Linked DNA regions of Homo sapiens: all the other regions are linked to region 2. A link is a contact called in ENCODE Hi-C or POLR2A ChIA-PET data. All regions are on one chromosome and are shown on one strand. Each heading gives the region's core, a stretch centred on a gene start or an enhancer-like site at or near the end of the contact. The rest is flanking DNA. Distances are from core to core; before and after follow the strand shown. Region 1 overlaps ELOVL5 (ELOVL fatty acid elongase 5). Region 2 has its middle 50 kb from the start of GCM1. Region 3 overlaps ELOVL5 (ELOVL fatty acid elongase 5).

Region 1 (4,735 bases), core at 372-2,871, 110 kb before region 2:
TATTTTCCACAGCAGATGTACCATTTGACAGTCCCGCCAACAGCAAGCGCCTGAGTATTTCACTTTCTCCATCTACTTGGCCAGTATTTGTTATTTTCTGTTTTTATGATTATAGCTACCCCAGTGGTTATTACATGGGTCTTTTTTTAAAAAGAGCTGTTTTGGCAACACTGCCTTGCTTACCTACCAGGTAGGACAGCCACAGGAGCGCTGTTTATGTTGAAGTTTCCAGTGGTGTCAGTTGGCTGTCTCTAGGCTTTTGTGGAAGAGAAAATTGTGTAACTGCCTACCTCTCCTGCCAGAGCACCAGACTTGATGTGAAGTTCTGTGAAGAGCCCACCCAGTCACCTGTCAGCTCATTTAGCCACACTGGAGAGTCTGTTGAGGTACAGAGGGGAGTTACCAGTGTCGTTTGTGGACTCAGTTGCTATTTTGGAACAGAAATTTGCAGAATCCTTTAAGCTGAAAAATTTCCATGCTAGTATGTATCATATGAATAGCAATTATTTACCCTTTCACAGAAAAAACCAACGGTCTTTTCTGTGTGTATTGTGAGATAAAGTCTGGAGGGGTTTGTGGTTTTCTTTTTAGTAGGTAACAGTTCGAAATTTGTTGCAGATCATAAGCTGCCAAATAATAGCTTTAAGATGTACTTTTAAAAATCAACTGTGTGATTGGCTGGGTGCAGTGGCTCACTCCCGTAATCCTAGCACTTTGGGAGGCCAAGGCAGGCAGATTGCTTGAGCCCTGGAGTTGAAAACCAGACCAGCCTGGGAACAGAGCGAGACCCTGTCTCCAAATTAACAACATCAACAAAAAAATCAACTTGTGATAATTGTAAAGAGCACAAGTTTTGGACCAACTACAAATTTAAGTAACTTAACTTTGTGAGCTACTTAACAGTAAGTAATGTGATTAAGTCTTCCCAGTGTGCCCGAAAATTTTTTGATTTTAGCACTGAAAGCCTTACATCCCGGAAAATCCCCCAAGAAAAACAGAACAGTTGCCTACCCTAAGCCATATAAACCTAGAGTTAACTACTTAAGATCTCTGAACTTTAGTTTCCTCGTCTAGAAAATAGGGATATTTCCTTAGTGAGTCTTTGAAAAGCCAGCTACGTAGTAGGCTCTTAGTAAATGTTAGATCCCTTGTCTCAGGCTAGTAACAAAAGTGTTGTATTGTTTTCCTAACCAAATTCTATACTTTAGATAATAAGCCTTTTCACTTCTCTTCCCAGTTCCAGTTAAATCGAGGGGGAGGGTTTATATTTTATTAGGCCGTGCTTGTAATTGGTGCCTTAATTATGTGTGGTAACCAAAAGGAAGGCTAGCAAGGGGAAGTAGAGTTGTCTTGTAAGAACCTCTTCTTCCAGCCCCACTGACCTTGTTAATTTCTAAGGCTTTTATCTATTGTTAACAAATTACCCCCAAATTTGCCACCTTAAAATGCAGAAACATTTACTGTCACACACGTTTTCTGAGGGTCAGAAGTCCCAGCAAGGCCTACCTGGGTGGTTTTGTCTCAGGGTCTTTCATGAGGCTGCATTCATCTGAAGCTGAGCAGGCCAGAAGATCTGCTTCTGAGCTCATTCAGGTGGCTGTTGGCAGGTGGCCTATTTCCTGCCACATTGTCCTCTCCCTAGGACTGTTTGCAGCATAGCAGCTGGCTTCCCCCAGAGCTAGTGGTCCTAGAAACACAGACAGAAACATGCCAGCTGACCAAGATAGAAGCCACAACATCTGTTATCACCTAATCCCAGAAGCGACATACCATCCCTTTTGCTTTATTCTGTTGGTCACACACACAACCCTGGTTCATCGGGAAAGGGCACTACATAAGGGTGTGAGTATCAGGTGTACCAGGATCTTTGGGGGCATCTTAGACTCTGCCTCCCATAGATACCGTATTTACTTGAAGAAAGCTTGAGGTCCTGTAGTCTAGGTAATGAAACGAATATAATAGGAAGCAGCTCAGTTTAGGATTGATGATAATAGAGCCAGAGCCCACGTTTCTCAACCAGTGTTCAGGTTCTTCCTATCACCCATCTTGCCTCCTTCCAAGGAATGTATGGAATTGTCCTTGGCCAAACATTTGATTTGGCAGCAGCAGCAGCAGCAGCCTGTCAGCAGTGTTCCATACTGCCCCAGTTCAATATGATGAAACAGGGAGTTACTAAATTCCTTTCTGTGTCCCAAGAACAGCTACTAGGGATTACAAGGAGCAAGACAGATACGTTCCTTGTTCTCACAGAGCTTTATAGACTTGGCCACTGTTGACTCCTGGTAGTAATGGTGTTATGGATCTCCTCTACTGATAGTAATATTTCTGCAACAGCATCCCCCAAAAAAGAGCTTACCGGTAAAAAATCCATCAGGTGCAGGATGGATTAATGTATGCTTGTTATGTGTGATGTGTACCATGTCACACAGTGTTTGAAAAATATGAGAACTGATCTCTATCTTGATACGAGGTTTTATTTCAGCTTGAGAGATGTTTGAAAAAATATGATTGCCTCCCCGCCCCCCGCCCCACCTGCGCATCCCCTCCCCCCAGCTGGTGGAATTAGAGGAAACAGGGAATTGCTGCAGAATTTGTTGGAATAAAAAATAACTTGTCCTTGAGACCATCATCCTAGTCTAGGCTCTGTCTCTGTAATACAGTGTATGGATACCGTCTGGGTGATAAAAATTAAAGGGTGGCAGGGGATTTTAGTAAGAGTCCAAAACTTAATTGATATATATAGCAGTGGTTCCCAAAGCAGGCTGTTTCCCAGAATTACCTAACGATCTTTTCAAAAAGATATTTCCTAGCATCTATTGAATTAGAATTTCTAGGATTGGATCCCAAAAACCTGATTTTAAAGCTGTTAGGTGATTTTAAGATGCAACCAGATTTGAGAGCCCATTGATATGAAACTCTAGAAAGTCATTCATTCATTGATCCACTCATTATTCATTCATTCACTCTTAGTTTCAATGAGCAATCAATAATTGGTCAGGCACAGATCCAGACACTCTAGCGATAAAATGGGAACACCAGAGGTTCTGCCGTTGAAGAGCTTAGAGCCTAATAGGATGTGGACAGATAAACAGATAATTACAGTATAACTGATAATCACAGCACTTAAAAAATAAGCCTGTAATTTTATCACTGATTGAGATACAGTAGAAGTGATGATGAAGAGTATGAAAATGAGGTCAGGGAGGATTGCTGCCCCTTTACTTCCCATCTAGGTCTTAATTACAGAGATCTTAAAGAACTCTGTTACCAAACATCTTCTTCCAAACAACTTTTTTTTTTAACTTGATAATGTTATTTTAAAACTACATAGTTCTGTATCTTTTTCTCGTAAAACTATATGAATTCAGGCAATACTAACACATGTCACCATCTTTTATGTAAATACATGAAGATGTCCTCTTGAGAGACTGCATGGGGTATTTTAAGAATGATAGGCAATAGAGTTGGAGATGTGGTTCAAATTCTGGCTCCACCCAACCTCTGTGACTTTGGCAACTCAGCCCCCTTTTCAGTTATGGTAAATGAATAAGTTTATTGGCCATCTATCATATGCTAGTTGCCAGGAGTACAAAAAAAAAGGCTTATCAGATGCAGATTTATTTCTGCTCTGTACTAAGGTTGGGATAGACACTGGCCTGCTCTTCTACTCACAGAGAAGTCAGTGACCAGCATCTCCTTGACATTTCAGAGGAATTTATCTAGAGTCTTTTATAAATCCCCAGATTCACAAGTATCATTTGTGAGTCCATGCCAAATAGAAAATAACAGAGCTGTGAGGTATGGATGTGAGCATGTTTCACTGCCATGGACCTTGCAGGGAACTCCAGTTTATGCCTTAGCAAAACTCTTCCATAAACATTGAATATGAAACTGATCATTGTCAAAGGTCTCTGTAATGATGATAATAATAGAAACATTTTTACGGTACTTGCTGTGCCACACACTATTCTAAGCATTTCACATATCTTAACTCATTTAATCACATGAGGAAGTTAATGTAATTACCCTCATTTTACAGTCTAATAAACTAAGGCACAGAATGTTAAGTAACTTGCCCAAGGTTACACAGCTAGTAAGTGGTGAAGCAGGGATTTGAACCCAGGCTCTCTGGCTCCAAAGTGTATGTTCCTAACCACTACCACCCAAAAGTGGTTGAGCCACAGATGTCTTTGCACACTGCTTACTAATTTGTACTGTGGCAGAGGTCATGTCTGTCTCTGTCACTTTCCTGTTCCTCACAAGCAATACTGCTTGACACAAAGTAGACACTCATTAAATAGTTTTTAACTCAGTGAGTCAACTGCCTTTCAAATGGCTGGTAGCCTGAAAAGCAGTCATTCTGAGAATCATTGGACACACAGAAATAAAACCAGTCAGGAGGATGACTAACTCCTGCACCTGATGGATTTTTTTTTACCTTGCTTCACTGCAGCCTTGTGGGCATTAATTAGTTACTGTCAGCAAAGTTCTATGTGAAAGTGGAGTTCTAAGTCCAACTGCAGCAATCTGGCCTTCACCCACCAGCAAGGAGCATTCTGTGTGTGAATTATCGTTGTCTTTTTCCAAATAACAGTGTGCTTCACTCAATTAAAAGTTATCACCACTTCTTCTTCTAGTTTCAAAAGAAAATTAAGTTGGCAGCTTTAAGATGATAAAACTCTACAAGAGTAATTTTCTACAGTGGTGAACCCTTTTCTGAATGCTCGTTTGTTGT
Region 2 (4,477 bases), core at 428-2,927:
CACACAAACAGCAACAACAACAACAACAAAACAATGGGTACTATTTGTTGAATTCAGATTGTGGGACAAATGTTCTTTTTTTGTTTTGTTTTGTTTTGTTTTTTTTGAGATGGAGTCTCTCTGTCGCCCAGGCTGGAGTGCAGTGGTACGATCTCTGCTCACTGCAAGCTCCGCCTCCCAGGTTCATGCCATTCTCCTGCCTCAGCCTCCCAAGTAGCTGGGACTACAGGTGCCCGCCACCACACCCAGCTAATTTTTTGTATTTTTAGTAGAGACAGGGTTTCATCGTGTTAGCCAGGATGGTCTCAATCTCCTGACCTCATGATCCGCCCGCCTCAGCCTTCCAAAGTGCTAGGATTACAGGCGTGAGCCACCGCGCCCGGCCGGGACAAATGTTCTTAATTCGCATAGCAACCTGTTGAGGGCGTTGTTATTACACTCATTTTCTTAGAAGAAAATTCAGGCTCCAGGTAACTCCATTGTCTCCAAAAACCTGTCCTCCTAACTACGATGGCAAACTTTCTCTGTAAAGCGTCGGATGGTAAATACGTTAGGTTTTGTCGGTCATGAGATCTTTGCTGAAACTTCCCACCTCTGCTGTTGGAGCAAGAAAGAAGCCATACACAGACATAAGTGAAGGCTGTGGCTGTGTTCTGATAAAACTTTATAGACACTGAAGTTTGAGTTCCATAAATTTTTCTTGTGTCACACACACAAAATATTCTGATTTTGTGTGATACATATACACCACGGAATATTACACAGCCATAAAAAGAATGAAACTGTGTCCTTTGCAGCAACGTGAATGTAGCTGGAGACCATTATCCTAAGCAAATTAATGCAGGAACAGAAAACCAAATACCACATGTTCTCACTTATAGGTACACATATTCAAAGATGGGAACAATAGACAATGGGGACTATTAGAAGAAAGGGGGAGGGAGGGGGGCATGGGGTGAATAACTACCTATTGGGTGCTATGCTCACTACCTGGGTGATGGGACCATTTGTATCCCAAACTTCAGCATCACGTGATATACCCACATAACAAACCTGCACATGTACACCCTGCACCTTAAATAAAAGCAGAAAATACATGTATTCTTATTTTGATTTTTTCCAACCCTTTACATATGTAATCATTTTTCTTAACTTGAAGGTTTACAGAATTGCCCAGGGAGCTATAGTTTGCAGACCTCTGACACGTCTCAAGTTTGACTAAGTAGTCGAAGACGCTAAACTGGCAGCACCCATCCAAGTACGTTTCTGCGGGGAGGGAATCCTACTCAGTGGACAAGAGTCTGTTGTGGAGATGGACACATTAATGCCAACATCTAATGCTTATTCAGGACCAACCATATGCCTAAGCTCCGCACTTTAACTTAGACTATCTCACGTCATCTTCAGAGGAGCTCCATGAAGTAGTTACCTCTGATTTCACCCCTTTACAGATGAAGCAATCGATCCATAAAGAAGTTAACTAGCTTGTCCAAGGTCACACAACTAGTTTGTGGTTGGGTGGGGATTTGAACTGAAAGAGTCTAATGTCGTGCTGAATGCCTTCCGTTAAACATTTAACTGTAGTCTCCCTCTCCCCTGCATTCTTACCCTCCAACCCACAGGCCTTCTCTCAGTTCCTCTCAAACTCTCACTTCCATCTGCCTCTGCTTCCGCACTGCCCAGTACTTTGAATGCTTCCTGCCACACCCATCAGACCTTTTTCTGGATCTTTTTGATTCTTCAGGTCTTAACTCAAATTTCACCTCCTTAAAGAAGCCTTCATTGATCACCCAATTGAAAGAAATAACACAGGTGCGCGCAAAACACACACAAGCATACACACAATTTCTCTGACTCTCTCCTCGTCCTATTCAACATTCTGTTTTTATAGAAGTCATGTCTATTTGAAAATTTGAAATAGTCTTATTTATTCATCTATTTTATTGTCTTCGGTTAGATTGCAAGTACTTGACTTTGTCCATCTTTTACCACATTATAATTAGTTTCTACAATGCCTGACACATTGTAGATGTTCAATATATTATTATTTTATTATTTTTTATTTTATTTTATTTTATTTTTTTGAGTCAGAGTCTCACTTTGTCGCCCAGGCTGGAGTGCAATGGTGTGATCTCCACTCACTGCAACCTCTGCCTCCCTGGTTCAAGCAATTCTCGTGCCTCAGACTCCCGAGTAGCTAGGATTATAGGGGTGCTCCACCACACCCAGTTAATTTTTGTATTTTTAGTAAAGATGGGGTTTCACTAAGTTGGCCAGGCTGGTCTTGAACTCCGTACCTCAGGTGATCCACCCACCTCAGCCTTCCAAAGTGCTGAGATTACAGACGTGAGCCACCATGCCTAGCCACATCATAGATGTTCAATACATTCTAACTCTGTGTTCTGATACTACATTTACTGAGGAGCTTTCAAACTCTATTTTAATTTCATCTATTGGGAGAGATTTGCAACTTATGAAAACTTTTGGTCCCTGTATAGGGTGGATTCTTGCAGGAGGCCAACAAATAATTATTCTGCTTAAGATGTGACTTCGAAGGCATTGACCGCAGCATGATATCTAATGATGCCTTAACCTGAGAGTTACGTTTTCCACTGGAAGTTCATAAATCAGCATTTCTGTTGCCCACTTATGAATTGTGGTTAGTCCTCATCTTCCCCAGAAAGTGTCCCTGGTCCTTGAAAATGAAAGATCATATCTGGCCATTAGGCACTTAGATGACAGATGTTTCTTCAAATAATTCCTTCCAGGATCACCCAGACATGACTGTGTTTGGCTAATTTAGGGAATGGTGCCCTTAACAATCTCTCATCTGCCTCCCCAGTCTCTCTTTTCCTCTTATCACAACCTTCCTACACTTCTCTCTCCTCCTCCCGTCTTCCAATGCAGACCTGTTCCAGGATGTCTCTCTCCTAGTTTTATTCCCTCTTACCCTATAAGATATACCTGCCATGCCTCTTATATCCCAGGGGCCTTACTTTTAAAGACCCTTCCCAGTGAACTCTCCTCGAATGTGAATAGGATCATAGATGATATGAATGTATGGAAGGTGTATGGCTTCCTTCCTTCCTGCCTGCCTTCCTTCCTTCCTTCCCTCCTTTCTTCCTTCCCTCCATCTCTGCTTCTTTCCCTCCTTCTTTCTTTCCTTCCTTCCTTTCTTCCTTCCTTCCCTTCCTTCCTTCCCTCCCTCCTTCCTTCCTTTAGTATCCCAGACTTCAGCATCACGTGATATACCCATGTAACAAACCTTCCTCCCTTCCTTTCTTCCATCCTTCCCTCGCTCCCTCTCTCCCTCCCTCATTCCTTCCCTCCTTCCCTTCTTTTCCTTCCTTCCTTCCTTCCTTCTCTTTCTCTCTTTCCCAAACTTTCTGTAAATTGCTTACATTATTTTATAATTTAAAGTTGATTTTTAGCCAGGTACGGTGGCTCACACCTGTAATCCTAGCACTTTGGGAGGCCAAGGTGGGCAAATCACTTGAGGTCAGGAGTTTGAAACCAGCCTGACCAACATGGTGAAACATTGTCTCTACTAAAAATACAAAAAAATTAGCCAGACGTGGTAGGGGGGGTGCCTGTAATCCCAGCTACTTGGGAAGCTGAGGCAGGAGAATGGCTTGAACCCAGGAGGCAGAGGTTGCAGTGAGCTGAGATCACACCACTGCACTCCAGCCTGGGCAACAGAGTGAAAGTCCATCTCTAAATAAATAAATAAATAAATAAAGTATTTTTTTTAAGTTAAGCCAAAATTCCGTCACAGCCTTCAGAGCCTGGACCAGAGCATACCCCACAAAAGCCATGACAACAAGGGCCGTGTGCATGTTGGAGGCCTAAGGCCTCGTGCTGGCACCATCCACTTTAAACAGAAGGAAAATGGGCGAGCTGTGGTATCGGGACGCATTATAGGATTGACTAAAGTTCAGCATAGATTCCACGTCCATCAGTTTGGAGCTAATAAACAAGGCTGATCTGCACTTTAATCCTCTAACCAAAAAACACGGTGGCCCAAAGGATCAAGAGAGGCATGTCGGAGACCTGGGCAATGTGATGGCTGGCAAAGATGGTGTGGCCAATGTGTCTACTGAAGATTCACTTTCAGAAGATCATTCCATCAGTGGCTGTACAAGGGTGATCCAGAAGAAACAGATGTCTTGGGCAAAGGTTGCAATGAAGAAAGCACAAAGACGAGAAACACTGGAAGTCATTTAGCTTGCGGTGCCATTGAGATTGCCCAATAAACATTCCCTAGAATGTGACCTGAGTGCCAATAACTCCACCATTACCCTGCTAGCTATGAAAATGTAACGTGAGGCTGGGTGCAGTGGCTCACGCCTGTAATCCCAGCACTTTGGGAGGCCAAGGTGCGCAGATAACGAGGTCAGGAGTTCAAGACCAGCCTGACCGAAATGGTGAAAAGCCATCTCTACTAAAAATACAAAAATTAGCCAGGCGTGGTGGCGTG
Region 3 (4,765 bases), core at 1,470-3,969, 83 kb before region 2:
ACGTGCTGTTGTAAAAATGGTACCAATAGAGTTGCTTAATGCAGAGTTGCCACAGACCTCAGTTAAGAAAACCTGTAATATATACAAAGTGCAATAAAGCAAAGATGAGGTATGCCTGTACTTTCTGTCACCTTTTTTGTGTATATATGTTTTCTTTGGCCTTCTTTTCTCCTTTACTGCTTTGTAGAATTTTTGTAACCATTATTTTTTATTGTACTTATTCAAAAGTTATTCATTCTGTTGAGTGGTTACCCATAGATGTTTACCATGCATTTTTAACTTACGACAGTTTCAGTTGAGTCAGTATTTCTATTCTCCTAAACAATACCAGGGACCTTAGAGGATTCTAGCTGTGACCCCTCATCTTTCATGTTACTGTTGTCAGGAGTTATTTCTACCTTTTTTTTTAAAAAAAAAAAAAGATGGTCTTGCTCTGTTGCCCAGGCTGAAGTGCAGTGACATGGTCATAGCTCATTGTAACCTCAAACTCCTGGGCACAAGTGATCTTCCTGCCTCAGCCTCCCAGGCAGCTGGGACTGCAGGAGCATGCCACTGTGCCCAGCTAATATTTTTATTTTTTGTAGAGATGGAGTCTCACTTTGTTGCCCAAGCTGGTCTCAAATTCCTGGGCTCTGGCAGTCCTCCCACCCTGGCCTCCCAAAGCACTAGGATTACAGGCGTGAGCCACCACATCTGGCCTCACTTTTTTTTTTTTTTAAGGTCCTAAATAATCACCATTATTGCCATCAGTGTTTACTGATTTTCTTTGCTCTGTGAAATTTATTCTTTCCTTTTTGATTCAATTTTTTTCGTAAGTAGTTCTTTCTATGAAGGGCAATATCTTAGTCTGAGTGTCATGTTATTTGCCTTTACACTTGAATAATATTTTATCAAGGCATAGAATTCTAGATTAACAGTTATTTTTCCTCAGCACTTTGAAGATTTATTCCAGAGAAGTCTGCTGTGGTCCCACTTTTGCTCATTTGTAGGGTAATCTTTTTTTCTTTCTAGGCACTTTGAAAATTTTGCATTCTTCCATTCACTCCTACTTCCTTCATTTGTTTTTAATCTGTTTCATCCATCTATTGTGTTTTTAGTTTAAATGGCTATGTATCTTTTACTTCTGAAAGTTCACTGCTTGCTCTTTTTTTATTCCATAACATGGAAGTATTGTCCCCCCCAGTGATATAGATTAGATGACAGTGATCTCCAAATTTAACCATTTGCTGTGTTGCCTTTTTAAGTATTCTATTAAAAGCTTGCTTACAGATATATCTGTGAGGTAATGCCTCTGGGATAATTATTGTCTGTGTTAAATTTCTTTACCTCCTAAAACAGAAGTAAAGGTTTGCCTAGTGTTCTGTGTAAGCATCCCAAACTAGTATTGTTGGGGGTCATCTCAGGTAAACATGCCTTTTCCACATAAAGATTTTGGAAGGAGTTGAATTTAAGCTGATTTCTCTTTTTCTAAAGAATAATTTGTTGTGGGGACCTCCCTCGCATTATAGGTAAGAATTGATTGTGTTGGAGTTTTTGCTGTGTTTTATACCACTTTCCTACCTGTGTTTATAGTGAGAGAGTTGGTTCTGCTTTTGTTCAGTTTGCCACGTTGCTAGAACCAGAAGTCAGTTTTTTTTCCTTTGAATTTGTTTTGAAAATTTGTGATGCTTTTTTATTGGAAAGATGAAAGAAGTTGAGCATTTGGTGACTGAATGCTTTGTTTGTGCTTTCTAACCTCTGTAATTGTGGGCTGTGAAAGCATCTCCCCAGGCTCTGGGTTTGAAGGCCATCTGATGGAACCACAGAGCAGTTGCTTTGGAAACATAATATTCTAAACTGGTTGTTTTTCTTTCCCTTCAGGCTTTCCTAAAATAGATACGTTATTGTGGGAAAATAGGATTTGGAAAAACACTTAAGCAACCTGGCAATTGATTATTGAATTTTATTTGAAAAATAACTTTGTTTACCAAAATACTTTGAAAAGGCTATTTGCTGTTCTTTTTCCCATTTAGCAGAGGTATAGAGCAGTTGAAACATCTGGTGAAATTAGTACTTACAAGAAATGCCTGATCATTGCCTAGAATACTTTTCACTCTTAGTTTCCTTACAACTAAAATTCCTTGCTGAGAAAGAAACTTCTCTCAGGGCCTGAAAGGAAACAGTTAGTTGTCCCTAGTGTATCTGACACTGCCCTGAGAGAATGCCTCACGGTAGGGAGAATGGAGAGAAGGATGCAGCTCAAACATCCTTCATTCCTCACCCACACCCAGGGGAGGGGAAGGGAATACTTTCTACAGAGAGGAAGCCTTCTGGCTTGTCCAGAGCCAGGCCTCACTCCTCTAAACTTGCCCCTGCAACACCTGGAGAGCTTGGCTCTGCAGCTGGTGTAGCTAGGAGCACATCACTCTACAGATCCTCAACTAAAGTGGACTTAACTCTGCAAAGCAGGCGTCAGTGGGTAGGCTGGAGACCTTCCTTTAAATGACACAAATTATACTTTGGCTGGGACATCCAGCACCACCTTAGCCCTAGTTGGAAGCAAAAGTACTTAACATTTGCCTAAGATCATAGCAAAGACAGATAGTGCCTACCTTATGTCAGGTATTGGGCTAACTAATCTAATGCTTATTGCACTCTTACCATCTGCTTTCTACAGAGGGAAAGTTCTGGGAGGCCTGAACAGGGAGAACTGCTAGCATAAGAGGGCAGGGCTTGAGGATTCAGGGAAAATGCCAGACATACCTGTTTCAGTTTGGATTGAGGACAGGCTGTTTCTTTGTGTTTTGTTTTAAAGACTTCTCAAGTGTACAGAACCTGTCTTTTTTAACTTAGCCAAGAGTGTTACGTTCAGCTATAACCCAGGGGTATTCCTGTTCACAAGGAGAAGGAAAAAAAAAAAACACCTGTGGAGGTCATGGGTGTGAAATTATCTTAATGGGCATCCTTATGCTCTGGACATGAAAGATTTGAAATGTAAAAACCACATGCTTTGACCTGGCACTCCCTAATAGCACTGCGAAAATTGGCCAACTAAACCCTAGAGGAAATAGGTACTTTCAATTTTGAGTAGTTCATGGTTAATTTTAAACCAAACATCTGCGGAAGAAAAAGATGCAGTTAAAGGTCTGCTTTTCCACAGAATTCTTCATGGACAGAGTATCCCTACCATGTTCTTACTAAGAATTCAAAAACAGATGAAGAAGGGCAAAGATGCTTGGAACTGCTGTTTGAGGTGCATTTGGACTGAGAGTCAGGATTCCTTTGTGCTAATCCCAGTGGTACCAAGACCTGGGCCATCCTTATCACTTCTCATTCCCTGTTTTCTCATTAAAAATACGAGCTTGTACCAGATCTAAAAAATACACAGTTGAGGACTCACACAGAAACAAAGCTATGAAGAGGGTCAACCCTACGTATTCTTGGAGATTTTGCTTAGAAAAGCACCTTAGGTCCTGTGATGTAGTTGAACTTGAGTATGGATAGTCTATTTTTCATTACTTTTTACCCCATTTCTGCATAGGAGGTAGTAAACATGCAGCTTCATCAAGCTCTTATCACCAGAAGCAGCCAGTCTTCTTTGGAAAGGGGTTATCTTGTTGCTCTGACATCTTGGGATGCTGATGTTAATGGCTGATAAGGGCCACCCAAGATGATGTTTTCCTCCTTTTTCTTTAAGTGTTTCCAGTGACCTTGTTTCCTGAGATGTTTCAGTAGCATTCCAGAAAGTGCCATGGAAATGGTTATTATGCTAAAGGTTACAAGTTGTTTGTGGTTAAATGTGTTATTAGATGGGAAAAGTCAACTCACCGTTAAAAATGATTCACTCCTGGCTGGGTGCAGGGGCTCACACCTGGAATCCCAGCACTTTGGGTGGCCAAGGCAAGCAGATCACTGGAGCTCAGGAGTTTAAGACCAGCCTGCGCAACATGGTGAAACCCCATCTTTACAACAAAAATATAAAAATTAGCCGGGCATGACAGCGTGCACCTGTAGTCTCAGCTACTTGGGAGGCTGAGGTAGGAGGATGGCTTGAGCCCAGGAAGTGGAGGTTGCAGTGAGCTGAGATTGTGCCACTGCACACCAGCCTGAGCAACACAGCCAGGCCCTGTCTCAAAGAAAAAAGATTCACTCCATGAATTATGTCATCCAGAACCAGGTGTGAAACTCACCTACATTTTTTTCTTTCATTGAAAAGGTGCATGAAACCATCAGGGTTATTGACTTTATCTCATATGGAGAAAAGAGCTTGTAGCTAGGTTTTAATTATAGCTCTGCACATCCTCTTGGCCTAATTAAAGTTTGCTTTACTCCAAGGAAGGAGGAAGTGTATAAAGCTTTGCAGTGGTACTGTTTGTATCTCAGTTCCTCAGAAAAAAGCCTGCAAATAATGCCCCTGGGTGGTTCTTGGAGTTGGCAGTGGTATGGAAAATTTCGTTAGGTAGTGGTTAGCTGTTTGTGATGGCCTGCTTTTTCATTATAGTATAGTCCTGTCCTCTTTCGATCTGATTCTCAGAAGCCCAAGGTAGACAGACACCTGCCCCTATTTTCAGTACTTCACCTTCTCCAGCCTACTGGGTCCTCTCACCCTGTGGTGTCTACTTAACACGCAACTTGAAGAATTTCTGGGAAATTGACCAAAACAGCTCTTTGGAAAGAAGCTAGGCCTCAGTCCCAAAGGGAAAGGTGGCTGATGTGACTTTGACTTGAGGATTGTCTCCTGTGATGTGCTCCTAGTGGGGCTACAGGGGTCAGTCCTTTGCTTTGA

What was found. A loop is a pair of places that touch in the nucleus more often than their neighbours do. ChIA-PET counts read pairs that join two places held with the same protein, here RNA polymerase II (POLR2A). Pooled maps may share reads with other maps.
Region 1: a pooled map shows a loop between it and region 2 (2.7-fold over the local background). The contact joins two enhancer-like sites. A Hi-C loop is called at or near these places in 3 of 168 maps with a recorded cell type or tissue (CD4-positive, alpha-beta memory T cell, CD8-positive, alpha-beta T cell and naive thymus-derived CD4-positive, alpha-beta T cell) and 8 of 50 pooled maps. POLR2A ChIA-PET finds 5 or more read pairs at or near these places in 9 of 52 experiments (AG04450, CD4-positive, alpha-beta T cell, MCF 10A and 5 more).
Region 3: a map with no recorded cell type shows a loop between it and region 2 (5-fold over the local background). The contact joins two enhancer-like sites. A Hi-C loop is called at or near these places in 6 of 168 maps with a recorded cell type or tissue (CD4-positive, alpha-beta memory T cell, CD8-positive, alpha-beta T cell, Jurkat and 3 more), 9 of 37 single-sample maps with no recorded cell type and 10 of 50 pooled maps. POLR2A ChIA-PET finds 5 or more read pairs at or near these places in 6 of 52 experiments (AG04450, CD4-positive, alpha-beta T cell, GM12878 and 3 more).

The regions. Positions count from the first base shown.
Region 1 is chr6:53,306,682-53,311,416 of GRCh38, reverse strand. The region is part of intron 1 of ELOVL5 (ELOVL fatty acid elongase 5); the gene reads left to right. Among named protein-coding and RNA genes, the nearest start is that of MIR5685, 32 kb to the right of the region's middle. RefSeq lists enhancers at 1,297-1,346, 1,437-1,546. Within about 2 kb of position 1,621, at least 8 of the 41 ENCODE cell types and tissues checked have a DNase peak (open chromatin) inside an H3K27ac peak, as active enhancers do.
Region 2 is chr6:53,196,496-53,200,972 of GRCh38, reverse strand. It overlaps the pseudogene SOD1P1. Among named protein-coding and RNA genes, the nearest start is that of GCM1, 50 kb to the right of the region's middle. Within about 2 kb of position 1,677, at least 3 of the 41 ENCODE cell types and tissues checked have a DNase peak (open chromatin) inside an H3K27ac peak, as active enhancers do.
Region 3 is chr6:53,279,958-53,284,722 of GRCh38, reverse strand. The region is part of intron 3 of ELOVL5 (ELOVL fatty acid elongase 5); the gene reads left to right. Among named protein-coding and RNA genes, the nearest start is that of MIR5685, 5.3 kb to the right of the region's middle. RefSeq lists an enhancer at 1,465-1,634. Within about 2 kb of position 2,719, at least 3 of the 41 ENCODE cell types and tissues checked have a DNase peak (open chromatin) inside an H3K27ac peak, as active enhancers do.